Linked DNA regions of Homo sapiens: region 1 is linked to region 2. A link is a loop called in an ENCODE intact Hi-C map of the cell type or tissue named here. Cell type or tissue: A673. All regions are shown on one strand. Each heading gives the region's core, and the rest is flanking DNA. Links, peaks and the distances in the headings are about the cores only. Region 1 overlaps POU4F1 (POU class 4 homeobox 1). Region 2 overlaps NDFIP2 (Nedd4 family interacting protein 2).

Region 1 (4,178 bases), core at 1,637-4,136, 930 kb before region 2:
TGGGTGCCTGGTTATTTATTGGTTTTCACCACTCTGGATCAAGTGCTGTGGTTTAAGAGTTTCTGCAGTTAAAAAATAATAACTTTTATAAACACAGGCAACTAATATAGAATTCATTTTATTTAGAGCACCACTTTTCATGAGTTATCTGAAAGTGAATTCTGATTCAGCAAAAAAATACATCATTCTCAATCTCTCCCCTTTTTGTCCCCCTTCAACACCCTACCCTCCCCCCATTTCTTTGTGTTTTCTTTTTGTTTGGTTGTTTGTTGAAAGGTTCTACCAGGACCTGGCCCAGTATAAACACAAAAACGCACCCAAATCATAAAACTGCTCTTCTTTCAGTTATGTTTTATTTGTAAGTGTACTGGGACACATCCCCCTGTTGTATTTTGGCGCATAGAATTGGTTCTGATAGAAGTAAGGGAGGAGAAAGGTAAAAGAGAAAAAACATAACCAAGGAGAAAGCTCAGCAGACATACATGGACAGGTAGATCAATCCGTGAGACATTTCAGGATGAACACTGGCAGTCTGTTACCACTGTGTGAATGTGTGCATTAAATAAAATATTTACAATAATCTTTTTTCCTTTTTCTTTGAATACAAGAATATGACAAAAATGTTTTCAGTGGAAACAGGCAGTAGACTGTGAAATCGCACTAGCCACAAAACGGTCTACCAGAAAGCTAGCCCAGTTTAGTGCTCAGTTTCAAATGCATAGAATGTTTGCCCTGCAAACAATGATATACAACATAATTAAATAAATAATGCCTAACCAGAGTGAGACCTAATTGTGTTTCTTTCCACACCTTTCAGATCATGCATGATTTCAGTCTTGTTAATCGGCAGGTTTTTTTTCTTTTCTCATTTGTTCTGTTTTCAATGTTTTAGTTATGATTAAAGGATGGTAACAAACCATCTCTACGAGAGATCCAAAGAGTATCTTGTACACAAAGCAGGCATTTTACCTAACCACCTTCAACTATCTTAATTTTTTAAAATCCACCAGCAGCTTGTAAGGTACCTGATTATTACTATGAAATACTATACATGATTTTCTATTTGGGAGACTGGTAGTGCAAATTAAAGTTCTTGCTACCCAACATTTATCCCCTGTAATAAATGACTCTTGAATAATAAGAACAAGTAAAAGGAAACACAGTTGTTCTGTTTTCGCCCAACATGCAGACCTCTTTGAAACAAATGGGGGTGGGGGCACTTTAAATCTGTCTTCCTCTTTTCTGGGATTTAGGTGATTTTCTCACAGCCAAGTCCTACCGCAAAAGAAAGCAGGAACTTCTCAACATTTCTATAATTTCATGTCCTCCAAGAGAGGAAGAAACGGGACCTAGAAGAGCAAGATGAGTCTCGTTCAGTGGAGAAAACAGGAGAGAGTATCTCTCCTAATAACTTTCACCCCATTAGTCTATTTGAATCAACAGGAAAAATCAGTAGTTTAAACCTCTCTCTAAAAAAAAGATAAAACTGAAAGGGCAAGTTAAAGTTCTATGAGTGGGAAAAGCTTATTTTGAAATTGTCTAAAACTAGATCTTCGACATAAGAGGAAAAAAAACTGTTGTTAAAATTGTTTCATTTTCCTAGAATAAGATATCTCGAAGCTCCGGAATTCTGCTTTTTAGTAGCTCAAAGACTATGCCCTTCTCTCCAAAGACCCCCACCCCAACAGGACCAGGCCACCAGAGTATAGGCAGGGCCACGGGAAAACTTGGATTCCACCTAAGCAAGCAGCCAGCCTCCCCCTGACCCTCTCTTTTCAGCTGTGCTCCCACTCACTTCCCGGGATTGGAGAGCAGCCATAGGCCTCTCATTGGAACGGAGGAAATAAAGAGGATATGGATGGGGTGGAGGTGAGAGAGGGAAAAATTAAACACGCAGACAGAACAACTAGCTTTGATACCCAGAACTTCAACTTCTCGCTCGTTTGGTTTTCGTTTTTCGACTCAGTTCGTGCGTGTAGGGTTGGGGAGGTGGTAATAATGGTGGTGCTCTTTTTTCTCTTCTATGGGGGAAAATGAAGTTGCAGATTATGGCTCCCCGGAGTTAAAATTTCTAAAGCATTTTCCTTTGCTTTTGTTCTGTTTTGTTTTAGTTTGTCTTTATTTGTCTAGTTTTTGGTGGTTGGTAGGTTTGTTTTTGTACATAGTTCCTTGGTCCCCAGGATATTTAGGTAAGTGTCTCTGGTCAGAAACAGTCCATTTTCCTACCCTTCCCGCGTCTCCCCCCACCCAAACCCCAGAACCATCCTGCTCCTTAAAACCCCTGCTCGGGTCTCCGCTTTCCTTCCCCCCACTCCCCACTCCCCCGAATGCTCCCCCCCTTCTCCCCTACCCTATACTCCAATCCCCACACCCAGCACCCCAGTCCTCAAGGCTAGGGGACAGCAAAGGCAGGAAAATCAGAGAATGGGTGGAGGAAAGAGAGCGAGAAGGGACTCCCCAAATGCAGGCAGGATAACGGACACTCCAAATCCGAGGGGAGGCAAGCAGAGGAAAGCCCCCCAAAAATGCCTCCTCAGCTCCCCATTCTGTCCCGCCCGACACCTCCCAGCCCCCTCAGTAAGTGGCAGAGAATTTCATCCGCTTCTGCTTCTGTCTCTGGTTGCAAAACCACACCCGCACCACGTTCTTTTTGAGGTCCAGTTTCTCGGCGATGGCGGCGATCTTCTCGGACGAGGGCCGGGGCTGCACGGCGAAGTAGGCCTCGAGGGAGCGCTTCTCGGGCGCGGCGATGGAAGTCCGCTTGCGCTTCTTCTCGCCGCCGTTGAAGAGCTCAGGCTTGTTCATTTTCTCGCGCTGGGCGCCCTCGGCCTCCTCGAGCCACGCCTGCAGGATGGGCTTGAGCGCGATCATGTTGTTGTGCGAGAGCGTGAGCGACTCGAACCTGCAGATGGTGCTCTGGCTGAGTGAGCCCACGCCCGGGATCTTGAGGTTGGCCAGCGCCGAGCCCACGTCGGCCTGCGTCACGCCCAGCTTGATGCGCCGCTGCTTGAAGCGCTCCGCGAACGCCTCGAGCTCGCGCGGGTCCGTGTCCGAGTCGCAGATGGACGCCAGGCCCGCTGCGCCCACCACGGCCGCCGCCGCCGATGCCGCTGCCACCTGCCCGGCCGCCGCCGCCGCCGCTGCCGCTGCCGCGCCGTGGTGCGCCGCCGCCGCCACCAGCCCGGGGTGCGGCAGCCCGGACGGCATGTTCATGGCGGCCGCCGCCGCGGGGTGCGACAGGTGGCCCAGGCTGTGCATATGCGGGTGAGGGTGCGCGGAGCCGCCCAGGAGCCCGCCGCCCGGGCCGCCGCCGCCGCCCCCCGGGCCGCCACCGCCGCCTCCCCCGGGGCCGCCGCCCGGGCCGCCGCCGCCGCCCGGGCCGCCACCGCCCCCCGGGCCGTCGTGGGCGCCGCCGCCGCCGGCCGCCGCGCCCGCGCCGCCCGCGCCGGCCATGAGCGCGAGCGACGGCGAGGAGATGTGGTCCAGCAGATCGCCGGGTTCGAGCGCCTGGTGGTGGTGGTGGTGGTGGTGGTGGTGCGCCAGAGGCACCGTGGAAGTGGACGTGCACGGCACGCTGTTCATCGTGTGGTACGTGGCGTCCGGCTTGAAAGGATGGCTCTTGCCCTGGGACACGGCGATGTCCACGGCCGCCAGCGCCTCGGCCCGCGCCAGCAGCGTCTCGTCCAGGCTGGCGAAGAGGTTGCTCTGCAGCTGCAGGCGACACAAACCAAACCAAAAAAACCACAAAACCAAAAGAGCAAAACAAAACAACAGAAGAAACACACACACAGGCCGGAAAGCACAGCATGCGAAGGGCAAACACAAAGCAACCAAAATAACAACGGGTTTGGGGGCAGTGGAGAGCGGGAAAGACGGAGAGGGGGCACATTGACGACCAGGGAGGGGGCAGACGAGAAGGGATGGGAGCGTGGAGAGGGGGACAGAAGTAGGGAGAAAGGGGGACACAAGAACACATTCCGGAAACGGGCGTGGGAGACGAAAAAGAGGGAAAAGAAGAAATGGAAATGTAACTCGCAGCTGGGGACCCGTGTCACACACCCGAGCACGCACAGAGACTGCCTTTCTGAGGCGTGAAATTAACAGAGAAAGTAGAGGGAAGTCGAGAGTCCTGGCCCCAGCGCTCCCTACTCCGATCGCAGGCGCCTGACGCGGAGGCA
Region 2 (6,468 bases), core at 2,106-4,605:
TTTTGCCATGCTGTCCTTGCTAGGCTTGATTGTTTCTAGCTTTTGAATTAGAGTGAGAGACGTGTGACAAAACACGTACAGTGTTTATCAATTAGGTTTCCTGTGTTCTATGGGCACAGTTTGTGGTGCCCCAAAACAATTACAATAGTGACATCAAAGATCGCTAATCACAGATCACCATAAAAGATACAATAGTGGCACTGGAAACATTTGAAATATTGCTAGAAGTACTGGGACAGAGACACAGAGTGAGCACATGCTCTTGGAAAAATGGTGCTGATACACTTGTTCAATGTGGAATTGCCGCCGCAAACCTTCAGTTTGTAAGAAACACAGTATTTGCAAAATGCACAAAAGCAAAGTGTATAAAACCAGGTATGCTTATATAAAACTACTGTTGTTATAATGGAGGAAAATACAAAAGTGATGTCAAACAGTGTGGTGTATGCTACTTTTAGAACCTCCCTTTTTTGTGTGTGTGTCAGTGACTCTAGCATAAGTCTAATGAGTTGATTGACCTGTATAGCACTTTACTTTATTACTTATGTTGTAATAAGTGATGGGTTTTATTTTTAAAATAAGCAGTCTGTATTTTCTATTGTAATGTATTTCTGGAGATTATATTTCAAAAATTGGGGTGAGAAATACTTATAAAAGGAAATCTAAAGAACTAGCTGGATAAAGGAAAAATGGGAAGAGAAAGGGACAAGAGTGGAAAAGTAAAACTTCAATCTTTTAGCAAAGGGAAATACTGAATTTGCTTAAGAGATTAGAGCCGTTGCTGAAATCAAGATGTGTAAAAAAATTACCCCTTGTATGTTATCGGAGCAAAGTATTTGGGGTCAGGAGCTTCCTGTGTCTGCCACTTAAATGTTTAATATTGTGCAAGTAACTTAACTTTCCTGAACCTCAGAGATGCTAAGATCAATGTATACAGAAGTGGTATATGAAATGGTTAGTATTATGTAAATGTTTGTTATTATTACTTTTTCTTTTTGCTTTTTTGGCTGTGAGATAGTGGGCAAGTAAACTAAGTTCTTTGTGCATACTAATAAGCACATAGAGAATACTCATATATTATGAGATTCTTACTTCTCTTGTCTGGCACTCTTTTTCAGAATTTCATTCTAGAGGTTCTTGTTTAGTGTATTAGCCTTTAAACGGTATTTATCCATTCTTTCTCTTTATAATAAATTTGGACTAAAGTAAGATATATGATTGTAATAGTAATTTATATATTTTATAGCTTATAACATAGGCCTATAATAGCAATAGTAGTCCTGTATTGGTGGCCAGTTGTAAATTATTAAGTCATGGCTATGGCTACAAAATTAAATAGATTTTATTGGTTATTCTTTTTGAATTCTTTCTTCAGATACAGAAGTTTACGGTGAGTTTTATCCCGTGCCACCTCCCTATAGCGTTGCTACCTCTCTTCCTACATACGATGAAGCTGAGAAGGCTAAAGCTGCTGCAATGGCAGCTGCAGCAGCAGAAACATCTCAAAGAGTAAGAAAATTTCATCATTTCTTTTGATAAAATTATTTTCGTTAATTGATATATACATTTAGTAATACTAAAAACAGTTCTTTGTGTGTAAGTGTGTATGTAGATTTTTTTTGAGCATTATGGGTTTAAACTGCACAGGTCTACTTGTATGCAGATTGTTTTAAATAAATATATTGGAAAAATATTTTGGAGATCTGCAGCAATTTGAAAAAACTTGGGACAAATTGCATAGCCTAGAAATATCAAAAAAATTAAGAAAAGGCCTGTAATGAATGTATAAAATACATGTAAATAGTAGTTTATGTATTATCGACTGTTTATGTTATCAGTAAGGCTTCTAGTTAACAATAGGCTGTGAGTCGTTAAGTTTTGGGGAAGTCAGAGTTATACTCAAATTTTCTACCGCATGCAGGTGGGTCGGTGTCCCTAACCCGTGTATTGTTGAAGGGTTACTGTATTTGTTCTACTGTTGCTTATGTGTGTGGTCACTTTTTGTTGAAATTGGCATTCTCCTAGTTAAATTCACCTTCTTTATCCCTTGACTTCCTCTTTTCTATTGCTCTTCCCCGCTTATCCCTTCCTAAATTTTGATTTCAGGCCCCTCATGTGTTAGCCTTCACTTCGCATCCTAACTCACTCACTCTGGTTACCACCACTTGGAAAGTTCTTCTCTTTGCCTGGACCTCAAGTCCACTGACCTCTTTGCTGTCCATGTACTTATTTATCTTCTTACATAGTTTGAATTCCATGGCCTATCATTTTAATTGTGAATCATCTTTTTTTCTATTTATGTTTCTATATTAGCATAGCCAGTTTAGTGACTGTGAAAGAACTCAAGGTAGCCAAAAAACACAGAGAAATGTTACAAGGCCTTCAAATTATTTTTGTCAGCTGTTTTTTTTTTTTTTTTTTTTTTTGATAACATTCTACTCTAGAATTTTGGAATGATGATCAAGCATTCTGTCTTCCTCATCTACATGTTTTAGTAATGGAGTTAATGAGATACATGTGTATTACTCTTTGCTCTGGTAAATGGAGTGGCTGTCTCAGTAATGGAGAGTCAGTGAGATACATACACATCTACTATTCTGCAGCCAGGTAAGAGGCAGAAATTATTTACATTTTAGTGTGGCTGCAAGGAGGGCTAGAATTTTTTGCCTTTTTTTTCTTGCTTCAGACTTGAGAGATGCCGTTTCAGATCCCTGGATTCACCCCATTTTGTTCGGGAAAAAGACAAAAAAATCAATTCACCCAGGAAAGCTAGAATTAGGTGAGGAGTCAAGGGAGAGAGATGTGCTTCCATGTATGGCATTCTCCTCTAGCTGCTATGAGGTCAGAGCCCAGCAAGCAGATCCTCTGAGAGAAGAGCATGTGCCCTGAATGTGTTTCTTTGATCAGCAATAACCCTATTTATGCCTGCTCCTACTACCCTCTTCCAGCACACACAGGGTTAAACGTCAACATAAATAGCTTTGGACACAGTTATGAAGGTAGATAAAGACAGTAAACTCCGAATTTATTTTTTATGCCTTTTCCTTCACAGAGGAGGAAAGTAAGTCTCTTAACACAGTGGCATAATATAGCTGAGTCAATAAGAATTTTTGTTGCTTTGAGGGGAACATCACAGAGGAGGAGGATAGATCTAAATAGGGTATTTTTGTCTAAATAAGTTCTCGGTTACTTAGAACACATATATTTGTAAATGAACATGCACATCTCTCAGTGAAGTAGATTGATTCCTCTCTAGCTATGAAAGTCCCAATAACTCCTTTTCTCAGGGGGTGTTTGCCCAGAGACCTTAAGAAGTATTATGGACCGTAGATCATTTACTGCCCTAACTTCCATACAATAGGATAGAATTCTAAAGACAAGGTAGGAAGCATTAAGTCTTGGTAAGTGTGCTTTGAGAAAAGTTGATTTTACCCCTTTTGAAGAGAAAAGTCTGAAGTATTACTGTTCCATTCCCTCATTGTCATCATTTCCAGCACCCTGTTTTAGAAAGTAAATGTAATCCTCAGCCAGAATTGGAACATGTCCATAAAGAAAAGCTCCCTGTTTTTACCTGCTTCTGATATCATTGTAACCCCAGCTTGTGAGCATTGTGGAAAATTTCATAGACAGCAAAGTATTAATAGAATTGTGTACAAGAGACTAACTTAGGTCTTGTAAAAAATCTTATAAATTTACCAGTGCTTCCTAACCCGGTGCTTCAGCACCCTCTTTGTGCAGAGTATGAATGTTTGCATATGAGTCTCCATTACCTGATTGAGATGAAAAATTGGTCAATGCTTGAAAATTGCTAGGAGAGTAGATTTTAAGCGTTCTTGCACAAAAAAAATATTTGAGGTACTGTACATGGTAATTAGCTCAATTTAGCCACTCCACAATGTATACACATTTTAAAACATCATGTAATACATCATAAATATATACAGTTTTTGTCAATTACAAACAAAATTTAAAAATTGAAAAAAAGTCTCATCAAATTAGCATTTGAGTACATTCAGTTGTAAATGAGTCTCAGCTGGGTGAGTTGAAAGCTTGTTTCCTAAATCAACTCTCACTGGGAGAATATAGATAGTCAAGAGACTTTAAAACTACTGTTTTTACTATTTCCTATTTCTGATGTGTAGAATTGCACGTATGTTATGGAATGGTTAAGTAGATTTCTGAAAATGACAACTCATTGTTAATATTTCTATGAAAAATGCTAATTCCAAACTATTAATTTTATAAGATGTTTAGAACATGGCTTGTTCTTCAGGTAGACTCATTTCATCTTATAATGGGTAGGGCTCTTTTTTTGTAACTTGTTTTAAATTGTTGCAGTAACTTGTCTTTTGACTAGATAAATCATGAGCAACACCAGGACAGAGATCTTGCATTTACATTCCCAGTACCTAGTTATTTATCAGGCACATTTTTGTTGTTTAGTCAATGACAGTTGATTAAGTTAATGAATGCTTTCTTTGTGTTAGCCAATGTGGGAAAATAGAAAGAGGAAAACACCACAGGTGTTCTGTTACAGCTCTCTATTTTAAAATATTTTGATGTCTTTACCAATTTCAGGATTCACAAATTAATGTTTAATGTAGTTGAAATTATTGCCTAGATACCATTTTATTTTTTAAACATCTTATATAAATATTTCCCTGTTACTTAATAGTTAAATTCCCTGTAATCAATATGCTATTGAAACTTAGTGGCCATTCCTCTAGAGTGAACAATTATTTTCAAATGTTTGTGTTTCGATTTTTTCTATTAATATTATAAAAGACATCTTTGGGCATATTGCAGTGACTCACTCCTGTAATCTCAGCACTTTGGGAGGCTGAGGCAAGCAGGTTGCTTGAGCTCAGGAGTTTGAGACCAGCCTGGGCAACACAGCGAGACCTTATTTCCACTAAAAAGAAAAAAAAAAATCAGCTAGGTGTGGTGGCATGCACCTGTAGTTCCAGCAACTTGGAAGGCTGAAGTGGGAAGATCACTTGAGCCCAGGAGATTGAGGCTGTAGTGATCCCGGATGAAGACTGCAGTGAGCCATGATTGTGCCACTGCACTCCAGCCTGGGTGAGAGTGAGATCTTGTCTTAATTTTTTTTTTTTTCCTAAATGATGACTTTTGATAAAATTTCTGTATTGATTTTTTGGTGGTGGTTGTTTTGTTTTTGAGGCGCAGTCTCACTCTGTCTCCTAGGCTGGAATGCAGTAGTGCAATCTCAGTTCAGTGCAACCTCCGCCTCCCCAGTTCAAATGATTCTCCTGCCTTAGCCTCTTGAGTAGCTGGGACTACAGGAGCACGCCACCACATCTGGTTAATTTGTTTTTGTATTTTTAGTAGAGATGGGTTTCGCCATGTTGGTCAGGCTAGTCTTGAACTCCTGACTTCAAGTGATCCACCCACCTCGGCCTCCCAAAGTGCTGGGATTACAGGCATGAGCCACTGTACCTGGCCTGGACTGATGTTTTAAAATACACAGTATGAAATATATTTTTGCCATCACACTGACAATTTTTTGTTCTTACTGTGCTTTAATGTTTATTTCTTGAATTAATTTGAAATTATTTAAAATTTTATAAATATGCACTTAGTCATGGCCAGTCATTAAATTTAGTATATTGAGTTTACCTATGATATATGATTGCACAATTTAAGGGATCTTTGTGCCCGAATAATAAGCAATATAAAATGGTTTTGAAAGTTTTTTTATTTCAGGATAGCAGTATGCTTAGTGAGACTACCATGATTGTGTGGAAACAACATCAGTGTCCTGGATTCAAGTTCCACTTTGACCCTCCTAATTATGTGATATTGAGCAGAGCCCTAGCTTCTCAGACTTGGCCTCACAAAATTGAGTTATTCACACTCAACTGAGATGATGTGTACCGTATTAGTCCATTTTCACACTGCTATAAAGAAATACCCAAGACTGGGGAATTTATAAAGAAAAGAGGTTTAATTGACTTACAGTTCTGCAGACTGTATAGGAAGCATAGCAGCTTCTGGGGAGGCCCCAGGAAACTTACGATTGTGGCGGAAGGTGAGGGGGAAGCAGGCCCATTTTACATGGCTGGAGCAGGAGGAAGAGAGAGAGTGAAGGGGTGATGCCACACACTTTTAAACAACCAGATCTCAGAAAAAACAATAATGCACTCACTCACTCTCATGAGAACAGCGCCCAGGAAAATGATGTGAAACCATTAGAAACCACCCCCATGATCCGATCACCTCCTACCAGGCCCAATCTCCAACAGTTGAGGATTACAGTTGAATATGAGATTTGGATGGGGACACAGATCGAACCATATAATTCTGTCCCTGGCCTCTCCCAGATCTCATGTCCTTCTCACATTTCAAAATACAACCATGCCTTCCCAAGAGTCCCCCAGAATCTTATTCCAGCATTAACTCAAAGAGTCAACAATCCAAAGCCTCATCTGAGACAAGGCAAGTCCCTTC

Evidence for each region. A loop is a pair of places that touch in the nucleus more often than their neighbours do. Peaks named below come from ENCODE experiments on the same cell type or tissue, not always from the same donor. Only the 100,000 strongest peaks of a DNase experiment are listed, where the experiment ranks them.
Region 1: it touches region 2 in a loop (4-fold over the local background); 1 of 110 quality-filtered maps calls a loop at or near these places.

What each region holds. Positions count from the first base shown.
Region 1 is chr13:78,598,841-78,603,018 of GRCh38, forward strand. It overlaps POU4F1 (POU class 4 homeobox 1), which reads right to left. Exons shown (of 2, transcript NM_006237.4): 2 at 1-3,711. The coding sequence ends at 2,575. The region is part of intron 3 of OBI1-AS1 (OBI1 antisense RNA 1); the gene reads left to right. LOC780529 (a long non-coding RNA gene) reads left to right here. Exons shown (of 1, transcript NR_158457.1): 1 at 1-779. Among named protein-coding and RNA genes, the nearest start is that of POU4F1, 2.6 kb to the right of the region's middle. In A673, for the core only: a CTCF peak has its summit at 2,896 (motif pointing right); a DNase peak (open chromatin) is centred at 4,101; H3K4me3 peaks cover 599 bases; H3K27ac peaks cover 558 bases; H3K27me3 peaks cover 1,993 bases.
Region 2 is chr13:79,531,948-79,538,415 of GRCh38, forward strand. It overlaps NDFIP2 (Nedd4 family interacting protein 2), which reads left to right. Exons shown (of 8, transcript NM_019080.3): 3 at 1,376-1,509. Among named protein-coding and RNA genes, the nearest start is that of LINC01068, 32 kb to the right of the region's middle. In A673, for the core only: no CTCF peak of the experiment used is centred there; no DNase peak of the experiment used is centred there.